2 separate regions of the Mus musculus genome follow, and region 2 is linked to region 1. The links are chromatin loops, found by intact Hi-C in ENCODE. Cell type or tissue: gastrocnemius. All regions are shown on one strand.

What was found. Hi-C counts contacts between places; a loop is a spot of excess contacts. Peaks named below come from ENCODE experiments on the same cell type or tissue, not always from the same donor. Only the 100,000 strongest peaks of a DNase experiment are listed, where the experiment ranks them.
Region 2: it touches region 1 in a loop (3-fold over the local background); 17 of 42 quality-filtered maps call a loop at or near these places.

The regions. Positions count from the first base shown.
Region 1 is chr12:73,684,049-73,692,048 of GRCm38, reverse strand. Prkch (protein kinase C, eta) reads right to left here. Exons shown (of 14, transcript NM_008856.4): 3 at 351-501. Among named protein-coding and RNA genes, the nearest start is that of Gm34189, 94 kb to the left of the region's middle. In gastrocnemius, a CTCF peak has its summit at 4,539; a DNase peak (open chromatin) is centred at 4,512; H3K4me3 peaks cover 235 bases; H3K27ac peaks cover 4,267 bases.
Region 2 is chr12:73,588,203-73,596,202 of GRCm38, reverse strand. All of the region lies in intron 1 of Prkch (protein kinase C, eta), which reads right to left. Among named protein-coding and RNA genes, the nearest start is that of Prkch, 7.4 kb to the right of the region's middle. In gastrocnemius, no CTCF peak of the experiment used is centred here; a DNase peak (open chromatin) is centred at 4,383; H3K4me3 peaks cover 3,710 bases; H3K27ac peaks cover 5,965 bases.

The sequences.
Region 1 (8,000 bases):
TAATTTTCCTTTCTCCTCAGCCAGGTTTTCTAATTTATCAATTGATTGACTCTCCTCTCTCTCTGATTCATGCTCTTTCATCTATTAGCATCTTCAATAGAGTAACTAGTATACGAAATAATATCTAACATTTGGGTCCGTAAATTACTTAGTTTTGCTATTATTTTAGTAGGAGTTTAAACCTGTTAAAAGAGGATCAATGTATCGAATAGGAGGCAAAAGTCAGATCTGAAGAATAGTATCCATTATGTTTTCTCCTGAAACCACACATAAGCCAAAGAAGCCTCCAGCAGCAAGCCCAGGGATGGAGGTGAAAGTGGGGTGGGGTGGGGGTAAGCAGGCTGTCTCACCAGATGAACTCTCGGCAATGAGAGCAGTAGGTGGGCTGCCTCAGGTACGTGGCCATGAACTTATGTCCGTTCACTTGATGGACTCGTCTTCGCATAGCCCTTTGGCGCTTCCTGGTAAAATGCTTGAAGATGCGGTCTCTCTGGAGAGTGGCTGTGTGTTACAAGAAAGGAAGACATGGGCTGAGGATATGACTCAAAAAGTACTCACCACACAATCATCAGGACCAGAGTTCAAATCCCCTTAAATAGCTTGGATGGTAACACAGGTCTGTAATCTGAGCTCTGGAGGAACTTGTGTAGAGACAGGAGGAACTTTAGGGTTCCTTGGCAAACCAATTTAGTCTTCACTTCTGCCAACCTTAGAACCCAAATGATGGGGTTGTCCAAACACAGTCGGCACAGACCCTCCGATGTTAATCTGGATTAGGTAAAAGTGGGTGGGTTCGATTTTTTCTAAACTGATATATAAAAATAGTGGCTCCTAACTGAATTCCTTGCACACTGTGCAGCATCTAAGGATAGTGGATGTTTTGCATGCCATTATACTAGGCTTTCCCCAACACGTGCAGAAACGTGACGATTAAAGCCAGCTTACGTTCCCAGGATGCTTCTGAAATAAATCACTGCTATAAAGAACATGTAAGAACCTATGTGAAAATAAATTAATAATTTTATAATCTAGGCTAGAGGACTGACAGGCTGTATAGAGTGCAGAACCATGCTTCAATATATCTGTCTATTCCTGAGGAGCTGCTCAACACAGCATGAGCAGATTACCCATCATCTCGAACGGTTATCATTTCTTCATGATGGGAACATTCCAAACCCTTTCTTACAGCAATGTGATTAATATAATACAAGATTATTAACTACATCACCCTCTGTGTAGCAAAACACAAGGGTTTGCAATCTGGCTGTAACTGTTCTCAGTATCTAAAATGATTTTACTTAGGGTGTCTATTAGTGTGATAAAACACCATGACAAAGAAAGCAACTTGGGAAGAAAATGGTTTACTTCAGCTAATAACTCTCAGGGCACGCTCTATCCCTGAGGGAAGCCAGGGCGGGAACTCAAACACTAGAAGAACCTGGAGGCAGGAGTTGAAGCGGAGGCCATGGAGGAATGATGCTTACTGGCTTGCTTCTCATGACTTGCTCAGTCTGCTTTCTTATACCATCTAAAACCACTTGTCTAGGAATGGCCCCACCCACAGTGGACTGGGCCCTCCCACATCAACCATTAATCAAAAAAAAAAATGCTCTAGAAACTTGCCTTACGGAGGCATTGTTTTTTTCAATTATGATTCCCTCTTCCTCGATATGTCTAGGTTTGTGTCAAAGTGACAAAACCCAATGGAGTCAATCACAAATAAATGTTATTGAGGAATTATAGAAACATAAGAAAGCATAGAAAATATTATACTCCTATGATGGAAGAAGGGTAGCCAACCACTCAGGCCTTAAAAGATGAACGGATTCACAATTAGATATATAAAGTTCTGTTTGGCAAAGCACACAAAGAGTTGATAGAAACAAACTGAAGAGAAAAGGGGTTTGCCATACAAGGGAGAGGGTTACTACATAAGACATGTAGAAATCAGCCTGTCATAGTGGAACAGGCCTGAAATCTAGCTAACTGGGAGCTTGAGCCAGGAAGGTCACAAGTTCAAGACCAGCCTAGGGTATTTGGTGAATTCAAACCTAATCTGGGCTGTTTAGTGAGATCCTGTTTCCAGATAAAAAGTTTAAAAGAGGACTAGAGCTACAACTTGATGGGAAAGCACCTGGCTAGAACACCCTAGACCCTAGGGAATGAAGAGGCGGGAGGGAGGGGAGGAGGGAAGGAGGGAGGAACTCGAAGGACCCAATAAGGAAAACAAGTGAACAATCTCATAAAAATAAGGCTGAGATTATAAAAGACAATTTAAAAACTTCGCAGCTAGCCAGTAAACATGTCAAGGTATCGAATCCTATGTAAGACAGTCACTTAAGAACAAAACTAAATTTTGCTCTACTTCCTAAATTCATAAATATGAAGAGACTTGTGTGTGCACCTGACAGTGGTTGGTGGAAGGATAAACTGGGATCCTGAATGTCCAGGACTTATGGTATGTTCTCGGTACAAAGCCTCAGCACTCCCATGTACCAAGCAGGCAGCACTGCCTTCCTAGCTCTGTCCAGGAAGGGGCAACAAAGAGCACATTCAAAACACTCAGCACGAAGCATCAATCCATAGCACTAAAGACGGAAGCTATTTCAGAGATATTTGGCGGTGAGGACTAATATCTTTCAAAGTGTAAATGTGTATTTTCTTACATTCAGGAAACCACTTGAAGGATCTTTGGTTTTATATAAAAATATGCCAGTAAGCAAGAACATACAGTCTATCCAGGTATACGTACTGCAATCTGCTCCAGGAGAACCTGGGTCAGCTAGGTGCTATGGTACACCTATAGCCCCAGTATGCAGGAGGCTGAAGCAGGAGGGCTGCTTGAGCCCAGAGCACTGAGGACCATCTGGGTAACAAAGCGAGACCCTCAATTTTAAAAGTTCTTACATTGACAATAATCTAGACGCACTTGGAAGCAAAGGGGACACTACTATCGATGAGCATGGGTCACAGAAGGGATCAGTTCATCCAAGTTTCTTATATTCACGCATGGAAATGGCATAAGGAAACCCTGTTTCATACGCTAACATCCACTAATAAAAGACAGAGGGGGAATTAGAGTCTATATTAGGAAGCCCGAAGAATATGCAAGAAGAGCCAAAGTGAATCTGGATAAAAGGCCATTGAACTCAGAGGCCCAGACACAGGTAAAACTTACAGCTGTTTTTGGGAAGGAGTTTGCAGTCTCTGTTGTACTACCTAATTCACTTCTCTCTCATGTCTTCTGTCTCAAGAAGATAAAACAGAGCGCTGTCCTGTGCCCGCGGAGGATAATGCGTTATAGAATCAATATTTCTGCCAGGTTCTGCATCTCCATCTACAATGTTGGGCAACGGCTACACGAGGACAGAAGTCACCCCACTGCCCTTCCCTTTCCCATTATGCTACCAAAAGTCTCTCAGGAACCCCTAGTGAACAGGCTCCAAGGTTCCCCGGGTGGCAGATGATAACTGTGAGGCTTAGGCACTGCCACTTGTGTGATCATCAGCCTGAGACACCGCTCAGTGGTGGCCAAAGCAGGATGTGCATTGAATTGCTAAACACTTACCATACCTACACACAAATTAAATTCTCTGTAGGAGTCTAATTACCGAGAACCTATTCATTTACTCCTTTAATACTACAAAGATGGGCTAAAAGGTCAGCTTGCCTGCATTTTTAATATTTCATGAATTAAATCCTTTTTGCTTGCTCGGCGGCAGTCTGCAGAGCAGTAGCATGAACTCTGAACTTTCTAGATTCCTTCTAACCAGGGAATCTAAGCCGAATCTGTTTCTGTCCTCTATGCTGCTCCGGTCTTCCATCCTCCCCAGAATACCTCTGTGTTTTCCAACTAGACTCATCTTTATCCTACCTGCTTCAGAACTCAGCAGCCTTCACCAAATCCTCAGGCAGGTAAAATGCTCTCCAGTTGCATCACAGCAGCCTGAGAGCGGATCCCACTCTCATCTAAGCATCAGCCCCCTGAGCCAGGCTTCTCTGCAGGTCCTGAGCACACAGGGACTCTGCCTGCAGGCCACTCACCCTTTCCTGTATCCTTTCCTATGTGTACCTTTCTGTTTCAAAAGCAAATGTGCCTGTGAACACACACATGCACGCCCCACATACACACCCGGGAATCCGCAAGACATCTGGACACAAAACTTTGGGGTTTGTGTTACCCCCAGTGACATCCTCTTGACTGATGCTATGAACAGGAAGGGGAGAGGGAACTCTCCCACTGCAGACCTGCAGAGCTTCCTCATTGCTTGGCCTGGTTTTCTGTTTACTTAGGTCAGAATTTAAAGGGCTATAAAAGACTACCTAATCGTGACTGCGGCTCACGCCACCTGGGCTTTGAGAAATCTTTCAAATCATATTTCAGTCAGACACGTTGGGCAACCCCAACATGCTTTGCAGCTAAAACTTGCATCACAAGCTCTGCTTGGCTCCCAAGTGCCCAGGGCCTCCTAAATAAATAGGAAGTTGGCTCCGAGCCCTGGCTAGGAAATGCACATTCCAGTCTCCAGGGGTCAGCAGCCTTGCAGCCCTGATATGTCCCTCCAGGGGCTGACCATGAGCAGCCATTACCTGGATAGGGTGCAGGGCAAGTCTGTCAATGTCATAAAAAGGAACCTTGACAAGATTTCAAGTGTCGCAAACCTGACTGCTAATCTGCATACGGTTTTGAGAACTGTAGGCTTCTTACGCCTAGGAACTACCATGTAATCCCCACAGTTAGGGCTCATTTGCAAAAAGCTGTTGTGCACTAAAATTTACATCACGTGAGGCTCCACCGAGGCAACATGGAGCTCTGATCTCTCTTTAAATCAGCTTTAACTTTACCTCAAAAAAGGTAACGTCGGCGCCCTCAGAAGTTGTTTGTCTCACTAAGCTGATGTGAGGTTTTATTTGAAAAATGCTTTGGGTGCGTTCTGCCAAGGGGCGAGAGCAATGCTCGCTCACGTTTCCTAACTTTCTTTCTCTGTGTGCTCTTCGTTCTCGGAGTTTCCTGATATCTCTGGGAAGTAATACATTTTCTGGAAACTCAGAAACTAACAGGAAGGTTAAGTGGGGTCAGGCAGTCAGTGACATCAGAGAAGAGGCCAGATTCTGGTTTCTGCCGTCAAACTACAGAGTGACACCAACCCATGAACCCATGTCTTTCTCTCGCTCTATCTCTCTTTTTTTATTCTATTGAGAAAGTTGTTTTTTATCATTTGTAGTAGATGGGAGAAAACAATCATGAGTAAAACAAACCAGGAAACCTTAGGGTTGGCCAATTAACCAAATGTCCCGGATGCTCCCACGACACATCTCTGGAAGGGAATGGGACAAAACAGGAGCACTTTCCACCATGTTACTACACTCACAGAATAAGCCACTGTCTGATCACAGGGCTCTTTACAGGAAACACGATGCACATGAAGATGGGTGATCCTTGCTTGAAGCAATGCTGGTATGAACAGAGACAGGCTAGATGTGTACAAAGCACACATTTAAGTGAGTCTTTACAAGTATATACCACCCTGGGTGGGAGCCTTCGGTAGGAGGTAAGCGAAGAAGGAATCATGGGAGATGCATATGTTGTCCTCCGGTGTGCTGCATAAAGGTGCTGCTGAGTCTAACAATTGCTTAGAGGAGAGGGATGCGAATTTGCTGAATTAAGGTAGTGTCCAAGTTCCAGGAACTTCCATCACTGCCAATGCCCAACATGGCACGGAAGTCTATGCCTTTTTAAATGGCAGCAAAGCCCCAGCAGAGGTATTGAAAAGCACAGAGTCTTCTAAGTCATCCAAAGGAGTTTAACTGTACGACCCACAGCAACTTCCAGATTCAGATGATGCCATTGGACTCCTTGTCTAACGCTGGCTCTCAGGAAGCTGCATCCAGGTCTCCAAAGGACCCGCCTCCCTCCGAGAACGACAAAGACTCAGCAGGCTGAGAGCCAGACAGGCCGGCTACCAGTGCAAAGGGAGGATGGAGAAGCAGCTAGCTTGTTACGGGACTGTCTCTCCTGAGCTGCACTGGCGAGGGGACTCGCTGTCATCGAAGCATTCCTTGGTAGCAGGAAGCAGGTCAGAACTTAACTAACTGTGGCAATCCGGAACGGCACCAAAGTTCTATTAAGAGCCATGAGGAAAACCTCTCGCCAGGGTTGAGAAGACACCCTCACCTCCTAACCCCTCCTCCTCCTCATCTCCTTTCCTTCCTCACTTCAGGGATCTAACACAACTCCAAAGTACAAGCCCGTGCCTCTCAGGCCTTGTAGAAGAAGCTCTGCTCCACCCTCACCCCCAGTTGCTCTCATTGTACAGGTCTCAGTCTCCTTCATGGGAGATCAGACTTCTGGGCTCTCTGGATGCCCATTCATCTCTGTAGCAACTCATACTTGCTCCGTTCCCTTGGCTTCTCACAGTTGCTTAGAGACTGACGACCCCCAAATGTACACTCTAGCTACATCTTCTCTGTGGCTACTTAGCATCCCTCCCCTCACTATATCTCTAAGTTTCGTAAAACTTGACATTTATCAGACTGAACTTCCCTCAACACTGTCACTGTCCTCAGCAGTAACAGTTCCTTTATCCTTGGAGTCATCCAAAGATTCCCGGTGATGTCTTCAGAGCCTTTGCTGGCTGTTTGCTTGTTCTTGCTTTGTTCTGTCAGTATCTACCATCATAGGCACAGAGCTCGAGACCAGGACTTAAATGGCAAGTGCCATCAGCCCTGTACTTTCCAAATACTCAAATTCAAGCAACCTCAGATCAAGAAGACTTTCTTAAATGCATCACTATTGAACAAGCACACACTCTTGCATCATAGCATAGCAAGTACATCATATTTGCATTGTATTTAATATTATGAGTAATATAGAGGTTATTTAAAATATACATGATATGCAAATACTATGCATTTCATATACAGAGACTTAGTTGTTACCTCGACTTTGATATCTGTGAGGAATCCTAAAGCCAATAACCTCTTGCAAGTATCAAGAGGCAACTGGAGGTCACTTGGGAAAGAATTCCCAGAACAAGAGAAGACTGCAGGAACAAGATACAGAGGGAAAGGGAGCCCACAAAGTATGCACTACTAACAGGTTTCCATGCTGGGCATCTGAGGCTCCACACGTTGTGGGGAATCACAATGTAATGAGGAGAGATGAAGAAATTAGGTTTCTGCTCTCTGGCTGGCACATGCCACTGGAAGTTCACTAACTAACCAGCAGTTCCAGTTTCTTTCTGGTAAAAGGGAATATATCCAGAAAATCCAGGAACAAATTGCTAGCTTACTCCTGATTTCTTTATATTTTTCTATTACATATATTATATATATCACAGGTATGTGATATATAGTCATATATTCACACACATATATGTGGTATATTATATATACATATGGTATATGTGCATATATTATATATAATTTATGTGCATATTCTATATGCTTCTTTAAACTCTTTGTGAAATGGACTTTAACTAGAATATTTTCCCAAAGATAACTTTCAATGACTATGATACACACTGCTTCTGCACAAATGATTGAACCATATACATTACCTTCTGTCTTTTATTACCAAGTGTAAGAATCCTACGGTTCTTGTCATAAAAAAATATTAAAATTTCCTACCTTCTTATTGTGATTCTATAAATACTTCATTTTCCCTGAATTTATCTCACCCATAAGTAAATGTGCCATTACCCCTTCTCTGGCCTTCCTATTTGAAAAAGAAAATTCTTCACTGGATTACCACTAGGTTTCAGAATGACATGGGAAAGTTTCTCTTCCATCAAGTCTGGAATGGCTCATTTAGGGGCACATCTCACTGTTACTCTCAGTATTATTTTATCTAGAAAGTTCTCAAAATAGCATAGTACGTCATCTTGGGCTCAAGTTAGATTACCCTATGCTGGTTTTATTTGCTCAAAATGTAAACATTTTTCAATTATCTGGGTATTTTTCTTGTCTTTTGTTACAAAACTTCACTGAGAGAGGATGAC
Region 2 (8,000 bases), 96 kb after region 1:
ACCACACTCTACCCTGGTGCCTTGATGGTCAGGGCTCTGATTCACTGGGTCCTACAGGAGCAGACTGGCATCCTAACTGTGCCGGAACCTTTTGGATGGTACTCAGCAAAACCTCCTGCTTTACAAGATTCTCCAGCACAGCCTTTCAGGGCTATGATGGCCAGTACCCTTGGGCTCCCTCCTCCATCTAATTAAAACATCTGTCCTGCAAGTGATTTACTGTGTTGTCACCACCTAGGGTGGAGATATAAACTGGTGGCTACAGACACTTCAAGACTACAAAGCTTTAATTACCCTGCTAATGAGAATCTATCAAAAGCTTAAACAGTGGGCTACTCTCTCTCTCTCTCTCTCTCTCTCTCTCTCTCTCTCTCTCTCTCTCTCTCTCTCTCTTTCTCTCTCTCTCTCTCTCTCTCTGGCATGAGGTAAGAGGGGCATAACTTAGAACTGCCCAATAGGATGAGAAGTGCATTAGTGTAAATTAAGAACTACAACCACCTGGCTTGAAATGAGGCTTCATCATAATTACTTCAGTCTGATTTGATTTTTTAAGCCAAGGAAATAACGCCAACATTCCTGTTGATGCCGGACAAGTCATTTGGACACAGGCTCAATCCTCTCCTAGCCTGAGCAATTTAGATTTGGGGCCAATTCAATTCGTAGGAGTCACTAACTCTAATGAGACATAACTCACACTGACTGCTTTACCAACCCAGCTACTCCCAAAGGGAGGAAATGACGGTCGCCTAAAGCAGGAAATGACATATAGAGTCGCCTACAGGATGGAGGCAGAGGCTATACAGATAGATGGAAGGGTCCTTAGGGATATCCTGCTGCAATACTTCCGGGATAAAGGCCAGAAAGCTGAAACTCTGATAAGTGGAGATTTGCCTGAGATCCCAGCTGATAGGGGACAAAGTCACCCGTTCTCCTGACAACACAGTCCTCACATACGATGTAAGCTGTGATCTACAAAGCAAAGCGGGGCTTACCTAATATATGCAAGTGCTGGGTCCAAACCTCAACACTATAATAAAAGAAGATCTAAAGGGTCTTCTTCTAATGGGATAGGTCATACAATACTAATAGGTCATACAATACTAATTTCCAGTAAAAGTTAAGTCCCCAACATAATTACTGAGACATCTGCTTCTCTGCGTAGGACACTACAGATCTAATCTGGAATCCAGACAAAGATCGATTAGTATATTTATAAATTAATGGATATCTTATATGTATACACAGTGTACAGATTTTTTTTTTTTAGTTTTGGTTTTTCGAGACAGGGTTTCTCTATGTAGCCCTAACTGTCCTGGAACTCACTTTGTAGATCAGACTGGCCTCAAACTCAGAAATCTGCCTGCCTCTGCCTCTGCCTCCCGAGTGCTAGGATTAAAGGCTCAGTATACAGACCTTAAATGTGCTCGTGTGTGTGTGTGTGTGTGTGTGTGTGTGTGTGTGTGTGTGTGTGTGTGTGTGACACTTCCTGTGAGCACAGCAACAATACTGCTTGGGCTGGAATTTTAGTTCCCACATCCTGAAAATGAAGGTATAGGCTATGGTGTCACCAGCTCCGACCCTCCTCCCAGGGTTGAGAAGGCCCTGAGTCAAAGGGTCTGCTTGTGTAACAGGGAGCGGTGGAGACCGTGGCAAACTGGAGTGTCACAACACTAACTGGCTCCTGGTTCAAGAAGATACAGAACTTGAGGTGCTGTGTGAGTCAAACACAGAGTTAACTGCTTTCTGCCCGTGGAAGTCACAAATATTCGCAGGCTATTTACAGATATCAAAACATAATTCCTTGCCATAGTTTCCAAAGCGTCTGGGGGCAGGGAGCTCAGAGACGCAGGAAGGCCTTTCACCTGTGATGTCTCCTGGAGAGCATCATCAGGTCAGAAGTTCCTGTTCCTCTTGAGGAGGGATCTTTCCGTCATTTAAGCAAAGCAGGTCACCCACGGTTATCTATGCAAGAGCATTATAAATCAGCTCCTCTTCTCTCCAGGAAAATGTCTGTATTTCCCCCAAACCAGTTGCTTACCAATACCTGACGACCGGCCTCCATGCTGTAATTTCCTGGCTAGTGTTGTTTATGGGTTTTCCATCCCCAATTTATCTCCTCACTGGAACTATGAGACCTACAAAGGAACAGGCTGCGTCTGTTTCACCCACGGACTCTCAAGGGTACACAACATCAAGCCTGGTCCATAGCTCACTCTTCCACGGTGGGCATGCTTAGCTGGGCATTTCAGATAGAGATGTGTCTATTACACCAGCTACCTCTAGACCGAAAAAGAAGAGGCTTAGTCACTTGGCTGCCGTATACTCTGAACTGCCACAGACCAGTTTCCCAGATGTCTGTGAGAGACAAGCCATTCACACTCCATTCCTTCAGGTTAGAGACGTTGTGGCCAAGAGGGATGGAAGGAGCAGCAAAGCAGAACTGGACAGGTCAGAGAAGGTTCTCTTGGCTGGCTATCGTCTGTCAGGAAGCCTGTAGGTAGGAATGAGCACTATGCTTGGGTCTGTGGGGGAACTGGAAGGTTCTCACTCTGCAGCGTGTGGGCTAGAGTGCGGGGAGACAGATGTCTCAAGAGGAAACCAGCAGCAAAACAAAGGAGAACACCCCGAACTGAACTAGAAATTGTGGGTTTCTCTGATCAGGCCCGAGAAACCGAGGAGGAGCTTGTGGTTTCTGGGTGGCAACTGAGAAAGGCCACTCTGGGTGTTACAGCAGTAAGAGTAGAAAGCAGTCACTACGCAGGCTCGATCTTTTATTACATCCTAATAAAAGAGAACTTAGCCATCGATACACAATGAGATATGCGATAGCCAGCTGTTGCATAAAATAGAAAAAAAAAAACTGTAGAAGAAAGACTTCAGGGACTTCCCTCCCTAACTGCTTGCTACTCACCTCCTAAAAATTCGTCCACTTCTGCCTCCACAAGGTACCTTTTCAGATGCTCTCAGATAACCACACTGCACAAGGCGAGATGATTCAGACTCCTCCCATGCAGCTCTTGCTTATGCCTCCAGACATAACCCAGGGCTCAAAAATTTCAACTGAAGGGAATTACCAGATACTACCAATACAAAACCCATAGACTTTTAGAATGGATAAAGCCAGGGATGTTGCATCTATGTTAGTTTGCTTGCTATTGCTGTGATAAAGACCATGACTAAAAGCAACCTGAGGAACAAAGGATTCATTTCGTCTGGCAGGTCACAGTCCTTTATTGAGGAAAACTCAAGGCAGGAATCTGGAGGCAGGAACTGAGGCAGAGGCCATGGAGGAACTCTGTTGGCCTATCTATGTTTTATACAACCCACAAGCACCTGCCCAGGGGTGGTTGGGACCTCCTGCCCCAGAAAACCAACAAGCCCACCACACAGAGCATTTTCCATCTACTAATATATTTAATGGACATAAACATCCAAGCCAATCTTTCAAGGTCACGTGGGTATGCCACTGATCAACAGATGCAACACTGACTGGCTTAGAAGATGAATGAAAGGTTTAAAGAAAAAGATATTCTCCAAATACATACACTTTATTTGCCCCAACATCACATAAAACTTCTTTCTCTTATTTATTTGTTGGGGTTGTTTGTTTGTTTGTTTGTTTTAACAGACATCTGGTGTCACATACCACAGACTGTTCACAGTGCTGGGGTCAGAAGAGTACCCTGTTCCCCAAGACCTTACACACTACAGAAGGGAGATGTGAGGGCTAGCAGTGTAGCCCAGTGACGGGAGAGACTGGCTAGCATGGGTGAAGGCCCTGGGTTCAATCGCCAACACTGAAAACATAGGAGAGGTATAATAAAGAAGTTGATTAGCAAAGTGATCGCAGAGAGTGATAAGAGCAGAGGTGGGAAGGATGCATCTGTGGAGGCAGCTATCCATCCCAGCCATAACCTACATGACAAAGCAACCAGCCCTCCCAGAGCAAAAGCCATCTCCCAATGAAACGGAAGGACTAGAGAGCTCATTCAGACGTCGGACCAGACCTCCCTAGAGAGTCTAAATCATATTCCCGTAAAACACTGCAAGCTAGTCAATGCTAGACGCTCCTTTGTTCCCTCAGGGGGAACAAAAACCAATCATGAGAATTAATAACCATTACAAAGTACAAAAGAGAAGAAAGAAGCCAAGTGATAGAAAATACAGAAGAAATTTGGTGTAAAAAAAAAATCTCATGCCCTTGTGTCCAGCAATCAGGTCAAGAGACAGTCACTGGCTGCCCACAGGGCACCAGGCAGCTCCACCTGACAGGACTATCAAAGGGGTATCTCAGAAGAGAAACTGAGAGAGCTGCTCTGCAGGGCCACACAGAACGGAATGTCTTCGGGAGGTTGAACAGGAAAAGAGCCTGGGATCCCGCCAAGCAGGTCCTTCCTTCCTGAGGGGCGCCAAGGTCTTTCCATGACGCAGCCTCCCCGCTCCTCTTGCCTCCTTCATGTCCTCTACACCCAGCCTCAAGTTTTAGACACCAGAGGAGTCAGAAAACAAGGGCAAATACCACGGGGGGTGGGGGGAACAGGGGGCGGGGGGGGGGGACGGGGGGGGGGGCGGGCGTGGGGCGGGGGTGGAAACAGTGCCTTCAGCGAACTCTGAATATTCTGGAGTCCAAGAAATTATACAAAACAAACAAGCTCCAGAAGAAGCAGAAAAAAGAATGATAATCTGGACAATGAAAGTGTCCAAAAATTAACTTAATACACTTCTTTATGGGGTTTTGGTTTTCTAGGATCCTGCTCTGAGGGAGCAATGCTGCTTCCCAGAGAGGGTGCCAGCTCAAATCTGTCATCGTTAGCACTCATTTTACACTTTCAGCAAAATAAAGATGATAAACCTTGACTGTTTTTCTACAGTCTTCTTGAAGCATGACTGAAATGTAACGTGAGGCACGTCTATAAAGTGAAGGCCTTGGTGAGCCCTTGGCGTGTCACTGTGAGCCCATCATCGCTGTAAAAATAATAAATAATTCACCTGTCCCCAGAATGCCCCTGAGCCTCCATTACGTTCTATCTATCCCTCACTCCCAGACACCCACAAATGTGCTTCTTGTCACCAAGGCTTAATTTCATTTTCCAGAACTTTGCATAAATTGAATCCTACAATAATGCCCTTTGGGGGTAGGGCCACATAGCTGTGGCCAACGCACAGGGCAGATTTCCCTTGAGATTTACCCACATTGCTGCATGCATCACTAATTCACGTGTTCTGACTGGTATGGCTACAACTCCATTTATTTACATATTCCTGTTTGTTGCACACGAGTTTCCGGATTGGAAGCTGTCACAGATGAAACCACTGTGGATGCTCTTGCGCAGGTCGCATTGTGAATGGTTCGATCTCTCTTGGTAAACACACGGGTAGATAAATCATACAATAAGCACATGTTCCGTTTTCCAAGCGGACTGCAGCACTTGGCTTTCCTAACGGCTGTGTGGGACAGCTACAGCTGCACCCTTCCTATCCTGCACTTGGGACGGGCAGGGCACTGACTCTGGCCTTTCCAAGGGGAATACAGTGATTTTGTTTTTAATCTGTATTTCCTTAGTGATTAGGATTATGGTATTTACCATAATATGCTATTTACCATAAAGGGATTTTATTCAAATGCTATGACCAGCTTTTAAATTGCACAAATAGGGTGTTTTCTCATTACTGTTGCGATTTTAGAGTTATTTTATTTATTTGTGTTGCCAGCACTCTGCCTAATTTACATTATGCAGTTATCTGCTCTTAGACATTGGCTTGTGTTTTCATAATGCTGGACATCTTTTAAGAAGTAATTTTTAAGGCTAGTGAGATGGCTCAGCAGTTAAGAACACTGACTGCTCCTCCAAAGGTCCTGAGTTCAAATCCCAGCAACCACATGGTGGCTCACAACCATCTGTAATCAACAGCTACAATGTACTTACATATAGTAATAAATAAATCTTTTTTAAAAAAAACAAGTAATTTTTAAATCTGAAAAAGCTCAATCCTAATAATATGGGCTTTGGGATAGCTGTTTTTTTCCTTTATTATTTATTTATTTATTGGCCGAGCTCAAAATTATTAAGATTTTCTGCTATAATTTCTTACAGAAATCTTACAGTTTCTTCTTGCATTTCGAATTAACTTTGTGCATGGTGTGGCGTAGAAGCCAAAGCCTCCGCTTCTCCACAGGGCTACACAGCCCGGCCACTTGTTGAGAAGACGGACATGTTCCCCCACCGAACTAACTTCTGGGCTCTTTCGTTAAAATCTAACTGATGGTTCATGTGCAGATCCGTTTCTGGATTCTTCTGTTCCACTGGCCTACAGTAACACTACAATAACCTCTAAAATCAGATAGTGCGCATCCTTCTATGTGCTCTTTTTAAAACTAATTCTCAGACCAATATAGGTCCTTTGTCTCTATCTCTATATAATTAGTATCTGTCTGTCAGTTTCTATGACTTCTGAACCTTCCTGAAATCCTGGCTGAGACGGTGCTAAATCTACTGAATATTTTGGAAGAGCAGGGTTCTTAATAATTCAAAATCCTTCCAGCCATGAATACATCATAGTCTCCATTTCCTTGGCTCTGTATTTCAGCAATGTTTTTATCACTTCCACTGGAAAAGTCTCACATCTATTTTGTCTAATTCATCCAATTTCATCTTCAATTTTCTTACAAGTGATATATTAAAAATAATTTCCGTTTTCAATAGTTCACTGCTAATGATTTAGAAACGCAGTTGATTTTTGTACACTAGATATTAGTTTGGATCCTGCAAACCAGCTAAACTTGATTGTTGGTCTTCCTTTTTTTTCTGTAAAGATGGTTTTACTTCTTCTTCTTCTATGGTCTACGAGCATTTTGTTTCCTGAAACTTCCTTATTGCACTCTTGGACAGTGTGGAAGTAGAGGGAGCAGCACGTTTGCCTTGTGCCTGATCACAGCAGAGTATCACTCACTCTGTCACCAAGATGTTCCTGCAGATTAGCATAGACGGCCTCTACGCTAAGAAGATTCTCTCTGTTTCCAGCTTGCTCAGAAACTTTATCCTGGGTGGATTGTTCATTTTCTCAAATGCTTTTGATTTATCTATTGAGGTGGTCATAGAAGCCTTTATTTTGACCCTATCCACAAGAAGTGTGCGCTAGCAGCTCTACAAACATTAAATCTGCCTTAGAGTCCCGGATACAGCCCTCACTTGGTTATGGGATACTCTCCACTTGCTAGGGTGTTGTATTTAACTGACTAAAATTCAAAGCTTTTTACATCATGAAGGATGATACCTGCCTACAGGTATTTTTGTCATGCTTTGTAATATCTTTGTTGTGTTTTGGTATTATTTTAAATAATGAAGTAATCTGTTTCGTTGCCTTCTATTTTCTGAAAGAATCTGTGCAAAGCAAGTAATAACTCATCTTTTAAGTATATAAGTCATCACTAAAGCCATCTGGGACAGTGAGTTGTATTGGTGAAGACTTCTAACTATAAACTCAATTAGTTTAACGATCATAAAACTACTTAAGTTACTTGAGGAGAATTGGGCAGCTTCTGTCTTTTCGAGCTATGTGTGCATTTTGTCTGAGACACAGAGCTCACTGGCATAACATCGTTTGTAACACACCCGCATCCCCTTTGTACTGTAGGTAGGCTTTACAGCCCTATTCTCGCTCTTATTACAAGCGTAGGTAACCTGCATCGAGTTCCCTCTTATGACCGGCATTCAAGTTTTGAGGCTTATCAATTGAAAAATGGAAAGACTTGGCTTTTCGTTTGTGTGGAGTTCCTGTTGTCTACTTGGCCAAGTTCTGGTATCTTTACAAACGTCCTTATTCTTGGCTCCATTTGCTCTTCAGGTTCAAGGTGAAAACACAAATCTTCAACTTGAGGTCTTACCAATTTCGGTGTCTGGTATGATCCGTTTCCATTAAAGAAAAAAAAATTTACCTGCATCCCATTCATTTATCTTGTATATACTGAATAAAGTGGGTGTACAATTAATAAAAATGTA